2 separate regions of the Homo sapiens genome follow, and region 2 is linked to region 1. Evidence: read pairs that join two places in POLR2A ChIA-PET (ENCODE). Cell type or tissue: MCF 10A. All regions are shown on one strand. Region 1 has its middle 19 kb from the start of UQCRHL. Region 2 overlaps DNAJC16 (DnaJ heat shock protein family (Hsp40) member C16).

Evidence for each region. ChIA-PET counts read pairs that join two places held together with the same protein. Peaks named below come from ENCODE experiments on the same cell type or tissue, not always from the same donor. Only the 100,000 strongest peaks of a DNase experiment are listed, where the experiment ranks them.
Region 2: POLR2A ChIA-PET joins it to region 1 with 5 read pairs; 6 of 35 experiments call an interaction of 5 or more read pairs at or near these places.

Annotation. Positions count from the first base shown.
Region 1 is chr1:15,786,672-15,790,671 of GRCh38, reverse strand. No RefSeq gene overlaps it. Among named protein-coding and RNA genes, the nearest start is that of UQCRHL, 19 kb to the left of the region's middle. RefSeq lists enhancers at 2,752-3,516, 3,517-4,000. In MCF 10A, no CTCF peak of the experiment used is centred here; DNase peaks (open chromatin) are centred at 1,891, 2,351 and 3,861.
Region 2 is chr1:15,551,135-15,555,134 of GRCh38, reverse strand. The region is part of intron 7 of DNAJC16 (DnaJ heat shock protein family (Hsp40) member C16); the gene reads right to left. Among named protein-coding and RNA genes, the nearest start is that of DNAJC16, 26 kb to the right of the region's middle. In MCF 10A, no CTCF peak of the experiment used is centred here; no DNase peak of the experiment used is centred here.

The DNA of each region.
Region 1 (4,000 bases):
GTGTGCCACTATGCCTGGCTAATTTTTGTATTTTTAGTAGAGACGGGGTTTTACCATGTTGGCCAGGCTGATCTTGAACTCCTGATCTCGTGATCCGCCTGCCTCAGCCTCCCAAAGTGCTGGGATTACAGGTGTGAGCCACCACGTGTGGCCTTTTTTTTTTTTTTTTTAGACGGAGATCTCGCTCTGTCACCCAGGCTGGAGTGTAATGGCACGATCTCGGCTCACTGCAACCTCCGCCTCCTGGGTTCAAGCGATTCTCCTGCCACAGCCTCCTGAGTAGCTGGGATTACAGGCGTGCACTACCACAGCTGGCTAATGGCTAATTTTTGTATTTTTAGTACAGATGGGATTTCACCATTTTGGCCAGGCTGGTCTCGAACTCCTGACCTCAAGTGATCCACCTGCCTCAGCCTCCCAAAGTGCTGGGATTACAGATGTGAGCCACCGCACCCAGGCTGCCATCCTTTTTAAGGTTGAAGAATCTTCCATTGTCTGGAGAGACCACATCTTGTCATCCGTTCTTCTGTTCATGGACACTTGGTTCCTTCCCCCTTTTGGCTATTGTGAGTAATGCTGATATGAACATGGGTGCACAAATATCTCTTTGAATCTAGAGAATATATTTTATCTTTGCCAGTAAGTGTACCCAAAGGGAAGGGAAATCATCTTTGCCTGGGGTGTTCTGATTGTGCCTACATGTGGCAGGCGCCCTCCAAGTGAGAGCAGAGAAAAGGATGAAAAGAGGAATGAAAAGAAGAATGAAGGTTGGTTGGGAGGGTTGGGGTGGGGGAGGTGAATACACACTATTGAGTGCTCCCTAGAAGCATCCCCTTATGGAATGGAATGATTTTTACATGGGCAGCCCGAAAAGCAGAGGCATCTCCTAGAATTTCATCCAGGTAACACCCCTCCAAATACACTCAAACAGAAGCATGCTAGGACATGAGGAATTACAACAAGGCTATATATACACACACACACACACACACACACACACACACACATATGCATATATATACACATATACATACATATATACATATATGGACATGTATATACACACATATACATATATATACGCACACACACATATATATGGTTTTTTTGTTGTTTGTTTATATGGTTTTTTTGTTGTTTTGTTTTGTTTTTTGAGACGGAGTTTTGCTCTTGTTGCCCAGGCTGGAGTGCAATGCCGTGATCTCGGCTAACCACAACCTCCGCCTCCCAGGTTCAAGCGATTCTCCTGCCTCAGCCTCCCGAGTAGCTGGGATTACAGGCATGCGCCACCACACCTGGCTAATTTTGTATTTTTTGTAGAGACAGGGTTTCTCCACATTGGTCAGGCTGGTCTCAAACTCCCAACCTCAGATGATCCGCCCTCCTTGGCCTTCCAAAGTGCTGGGTATATAGGCATGAGCCACCACGTCTGGCCTAAGAAGGTTAAAGTCAAAAGCAACACCACTCAGCAGCTGTCCTGAACACGCATCTCAGGGCCACCCACACAAATGAGAATGTCTCCTGCAGCTGCTGCTGCGTCGCCCCCAATCACAGCTGTAGATATAAAGGGATCGAGTCACTGAACCATACAATCACCCCGCTTTCTGACAGCACACATCCAGAGCAAACCCACACTTCCTTAAATCTTTCTCCAAATCCGATACCAGCACTAACACTGCTTTTGGAGATGCCCTGGCTTCCCCGTGCTGTGTGGCCTCCCTTGCCACAGCAAGCATAATAAACCCAAATTTGTTGACTGCAGGCGTGTTCCTGGTGGTCTGATTGACAGGCATCAACGTGACCATGGAGGGAGTGACGGCTAGAGAATTTCAGGGTTCACAAGATGAAGCCAGTGACTCATGAACTAAGCTGAAATCTCTCAGCCTAATACTTCCCTTTCTCTCACAGCAACTCTCCATGATAGATTAGAACTGTTCCAACTTGGCTGGGCATGGTGACTCACGCCTGTAATCCCAGCTATTTGGGAGGCCAAGGTGGGAGGATTGCTTGAGCCCAGGAGTTTGAGACCAGCCTGAGCAACATAGTGGGACTCCATCTCTATTTATTTATTTATTTATTTTGAGATGGAGTTTTGCTCTTGTTGCCCAGGCTAGAGTGCAATGGCGCGATCTCAGCTCACTGCAACCTCCACCTCCCAAGTACAAGGGATTCTCCTGTCCCAGCCTATCAAGTAGCTCATATTACAGGCATGTGCCACCAGGCCCGGCTAACTTTTTTGTATTTAGTAGAGATGGGGTTTCATCATGTTAGTCAGGCTGGTCACGAACTCCTGACCTCAGGCTATCTACCCGCCTTGGCCTCCCAAAGTGCTGGGATTACAGGCATGTGCCACCGTGCCTGGCCTCTTTTTTTTTTTTTTTTGAGACGGAGTCTCGCTCTGTCACCAGGCTGGAATGCTATGGCGCAATCTCGGCTCACTGCAACCTCCGCCTCTCAGGTTTAAGCAATTCTCTTGCCTCAGCCTCCTGAGTACCTGGGATTACAGGTGCGCACCAACACACCCAGCTAATTTTTTTGTATTTTTAATAGAGTCGGGGTTTCACCATGTTGGCCAGGATGGTCTTGATCTCTTGACCTCGTGATCTGCCTGCCTTGGCCTCCCAAAGTGTTAAAATTACAGGCATGAGCCACCACGCCCGGCCTCTATTTTTATAATACATTTTATATATATATATATATATATATATTTTTTTTTTTTTTTTTTTTTTTTTTTTGAGATGGAGTCTTACTCTATCACCTAGGCTGGAGTGCAGTGGCGCAATCTCAGCTCACTGCAGGCTCTGCCGCCCAGGTTCAACCGATTCTCCTATCTCAGCCTCCCAAGTAGCTGGGATAACAGGCGCCTGCCACATCGCCTGGCTAATTTTTGTATTTTTAGTAGAGATGGGGTTTCACCATGTTGACCAGGCTGGTCTTGAACTCCTGACCTTGTGATCTGCCTGCCTCGGCCTCCCAAAGTGCTGGGATTACAGGTGTGAGCCATCGCGCTCAGCCAATAAATAAAATGTTTTAAACTGCTCCAGATGAGAACATCAAGGCTGAGGGTTACTAACTTGTCCACGCTATTGAGTACAGAGATAGGTCTGAGATCTGGGTGGCCTGTCACCAAGCCAGTGCTCTTTCAGGCCAACTCTTTCTGGGCCTGTGCTCACCAAGTGAGCCCAGGGGTCAGTGTGCAAGCTTGAAAAGGGAGAGCAGCCTAGTTATGTGCAGGGAGCACGCCCTGGGGGTGTTTTTTTTTTATTTTTGAGACAGGGTATCATTCTGTCACCCAGGCTGGAGCGCAGTGACACAATCACGGCTCACTGCAGCCTCGACCTCCTGGGCTCAGGTGATCCTCTTACCTCAGCCTCCCAGGTAGCTGGGACTATAGGTGCACACCACCGTGCCCAGCTCATTTTTCATAGAGACGGGGTTTCGCCATGTTGACACGGCTGGTCTCAAACTCCTGAGCTCAAGCCATCCACCCACCTCGGCCTCCCAAAGTGCTGGCACTGCACCCAGCCTGACTGTTGATTCTTATTTTTTTGAATCAGTCTATCACCCAGGCTGGAGTGCGGTGTTGTGATCTCAGCTCACTGCAACCTCTGCCTCCCAGGTTCGAGATTCTCCTACCTCAGCCTCACGAGTAGCTGGGCCTAGAGGCAAGCACCACCATGCCCAGCTAATTTTTGTATTTTTAGTAGAGGCGGTGTTTCACCATGTTGGCCAGGCTGGTCTGAAACTCCTGGCCTCAAGTGACCCGCCCACCTCAGCTTCCCAAAGTGCTGGGATCACAGGCATGGGCCACCACGCCCGGCATGAGTGTTAATTCTTAAAGCATTTGGCAGCCCTACTGAGGCTCCTGCAGCCAACCCCATCAGTGGTGGCCTGTGTCCAGGAGAAGCACACCCAGTGAGTTGGCCGGCCCCAGTGCTGGGCATGAGGCAGGAAATGAGCCCCTCCATCTGCTGAGCTGAGCCCCAGCACTCTTCGGACA
Region 2 (4,000 bases), 240 kb after region 1:
AAAAGTACGAGGATTACAGGTGTGAGCCACCGCGCCTGGCCTACATTCTTTTTTAAAAAAATTTTTTCTGCAGCATAAACTATCAAACAAAAAAAAAAAAAGCTTTTTAATAGGATAAAAAATAGGAGGCACCTAGAAATAAGTTGAAAAAAATGTTCTTTCCAGAGAAAATTATAAAATTTATGAAGACATATTACAGAAGACCTAAACAAATGAAACAGATATATCATGTTCAAAGGTTGGAAGGCCCAATTTTCTAAGGATAGAATCACTTTAAGACATACTTCCCCTATATCAAGATCATGAAGGTATTCTTCTCAGAGCTTCTAAAAGCCGTATAGCTTTGCCTTTTATACGATCTCTATCCTCCCCAAACCGACTTAACAATCAGTATAAACCCAATAAGACACCAGTAAGTTTTTTGGGTTGGTTTGTTTTGATGGAAGTTGACAGAATTTAAAATGTATACAAAAAGTACAAAAGACCAATATATACAAAAAGTACAAAAGACCAACAGCTATAATGCTTTTGAAGGAAAAAAAACCTTTCCCCAAATCTAAAAAACAAAGTGAGGAGATTTGTTCTATCAGATATCAAGACTATTCCAAATGATTTTAAATACTTAAATATAAAAGGCAAAGCTATACAGCTTTTAGAAGCTCTATGAGAAGAATACCTTCATGATTTTTGATGTAGGGGAAGTATATCTTAAATAGAAACAAGGAAGAACCAATCACAAAGGAAAATATTGATATGAGTGAATATACTAAAAGAATTTATGTTCATCAAAAAGACATCAAATACAATAATATATTCATGGCATCATTATTCAAATAACCAAAAACTGGAAAAACTCTGTCAACAATAGAATGGACTGGACAAACACACCATAGTCTATTCCTATCATGCAATTTTCTTTCTTTTTTTTTTTTGAGACAGGGTCTTGCTCTGTTGCTCAGGTTGTAGTGCAGTGGCACGAACACAGCTCACTGCAGCCTTGACCTCCCGGGCTGAAGCAATTCTCCTGCCTCAGCCCTCCAAGTAGCTGGAACTTCAGGTGTGTACCACCACACCCAGCTAATTTTGTATTTTTTGTAGAGACAAGGTTTTGCCATGTTGCCCAGGCTGGTCTCGACCTCCTGGGCTCAAAGGATCTGCCCGTCTCGACCACCCAGAGTGCTGGCATTACAGGTGTGAGCCACTGTGCCTGGCCATGCAATTTTCAACAACAAGAATGAAGATAAAACTCCAAATAATGACATGTATGAATCTCAAAAACATAAGCTGAGAGAAACCAGATACAAGATATATACACTACATTATTCCATTTGGATAAAATCCAAAAATGCAAAGACGAATCTATGCTGTTAGAAAACAGGATAGTGCTGACCTTTGGGAAGGAGGTAAGTAGGTAGGGGGAGGGAGGGGCCTTCTGGGCTGATGACAATATTTTGTTTCTTGATCAAGTGAAGCTAACATGGATGTGTTCATTGTGTGAGAATTCACTGAGCTTCACACCTCTGACTTGTGCATCTTTCTGCATGTGTATTATATGTCAATAAATAATTTTAAAATGTGAGTATCATAAAAATAATAAAAACAGCCAGGTGCGGTGACTCACGTCTGTAATCCCAGCACTTTGGGAGGCCGAGATGGGTGGATCATCTGAGGTCAGGAGTTCGAGACCAGCCTGGCCAACATGGTGAAACCCCATCTCTACCAAAAATACAAAAATTAGCTGGGCGTGGTGGAGTGTGCCTACATCCCAGCTACTCAGGAGGCTGAGGCAGGAGAATCGCTTGAACCCGGGAGGCGGAGGTTGCAGTGAGCTGAGATCACACCACTGCACTCTAGCCTGGGCAACAAGAGTGAAACTCCATCTCAAAAAAACAAAACAAAACAAAAGACAAGCCACAGAATGGGTGAAGATATTTGCCACGGAGATAAACAAAAGACTATGAGAAAAAAACAGGAAAAAAAGAGATGAACATATAAATAACCCCTACAAATCAATTACAGAAAGGCAGATATCTAATTAAAAAATGGGTAAAAGACTTAATAGACAGGCCGGGCGCGGTGGCTCACACCTGTAATCCCAGCACTTTGGGAGGCGGAGGTGGGCGGATCATCTGAGGTCAGGCGCTCGAGACCAGCCTGGCCAACATGGTGAAACCCTGTCTCTATTAAAAATACAAAAAAATTAGCCAGGTGTGGTGGCTTGTGCCTGTAGTCCCAGCTACTCCGAAGGCTGAGGCACAAGAATCACTTGAACCCAGGAGGCGGAGGTTGCAGTGAGTCGAGATCTCACCACTGCACTCCAGCCTTAGAGACAGAGCAAGACTGTGTCTCCAAAAAAAAAAAAAATAAATAATAATAATAAAAAGACACATAACAGGTAGGCATATCATAATGAGGGCATCCAAAAGGTTCATATACAAATGAGAAGATGACTTCCTGTTGACAAGAATTTAAAAAAAAATTAAAAACAAAAAAATTAAAATAAAAAAAAGAAGAAATCTGTGTTCCTTGCACTTATAATGGATCTTTTACTCATGTATTATTTCATAATACCCTGCACTGGTCATCTGAATGCAGAGTATGTGAATATTGGTCCACTGATCTTCCAAACAGTAACTTTTTTTTTTTGAGATGAAGTCCCACTCTGTCGCCCAGGCTGGAGTGCAGTGGCGCGATCTTGGCTCACTGCAACCCCCGCCTCCCAGGTTCAAGTGATTCTTCTGCCTCCGCCTCCCGAATAGCTGGGACTACAGGTGCATGCCACCACGCCAGCTAATTTTTGTATTTTTTTTTAGTAGAAACAGGGTTTCACCATATTGGGCAGGCTGGTCTCGAACTCCTGACCTCATGATCCACCTGCCTCAGCCTCCCAAAGTACTGGGATTACAGGCTTGAGTCACCACGCCTGGCCAACATATTTTATTATACTTATTAAAAAAAGAACGGGCTGGGTGCAGTGGCTCACACCTGTAATCCCAGCACTTTGGGAGGCCCAGGCAGGAGGACCACTTGAGGCCAGGAGTTCAAGACCATCCTAGTCAACAAAGTGAGACCCTGTCTCTCAAACAAAAAAAATTTTTTTTTTTTTGAGACAGAGTCTCATTCTCACCCAGGCTGGAGTACAGTGAAACAATCTTGGCTCACTGCAACCTTTGCCTCCTGGGTTCAAGTGAATCTCCTGTCTCAGCCTCCCGGGTAGCTGGGATTACAGGTGCATGCCACCACACCCGGCTTTTTTGTATTTTTAGTAGAGACGGGGTTTCACCATGTTGGCCAGGCTGGTCTTGAACTCCTGAATTCAGATGATATGCCTGCCTCAGCAAAAAAAATTTTTTAAAAAAATTAGCCAGTGGTGCATGCCTGTAGTCTCAGCTGCTCGGGAGACTGAGGCAGAAGGATCACTTGAGCCCAGGAAGTCGGAACTGCAGTGAGCCGAGTCTGTGCCACTGCACTCCAGCCTGAGTGACAGAGTGAGATCCTCTAAAAAACAAAAACAAAAGCAAAAAAAAAAAAAACCACATCACTTTGATGAACCAATCTCATCAGAAAATTCTGAGAAGCTGTCATGATGGCCAGTACAAATTTTTCGAAATTCTAATGTTCTTGGAAGCCTGAATTTTATCACTGGCAATAAATACCACCAGTTGTTTGTTTTAAAGTGCCACATCACTTCATCTGTTTTAGAGAAAATGTCTGCCAAATTCCCGAGTCTAAATAACCATAGTTGTCTGTCATTCTTCCAAGTAAAAATGATATTCCATTAAGAAAAGTGGCAAGGTAAGCACTTGTCCTCAGGACATTTGTACTCTGTTGTGCAGCAGGACAGCTTTATGCACACTTCCCAGCTCATCACACAGAATATTAAATCCATCAAAAAGACATGCACTCAAGGGTTAAGGTTTAATAAAATTAACACTTCTTACTGCTTCATCAAAGATATAAGGTGAGGCCGGGCACGGAGGCTCACGCCTGTAATCCCACC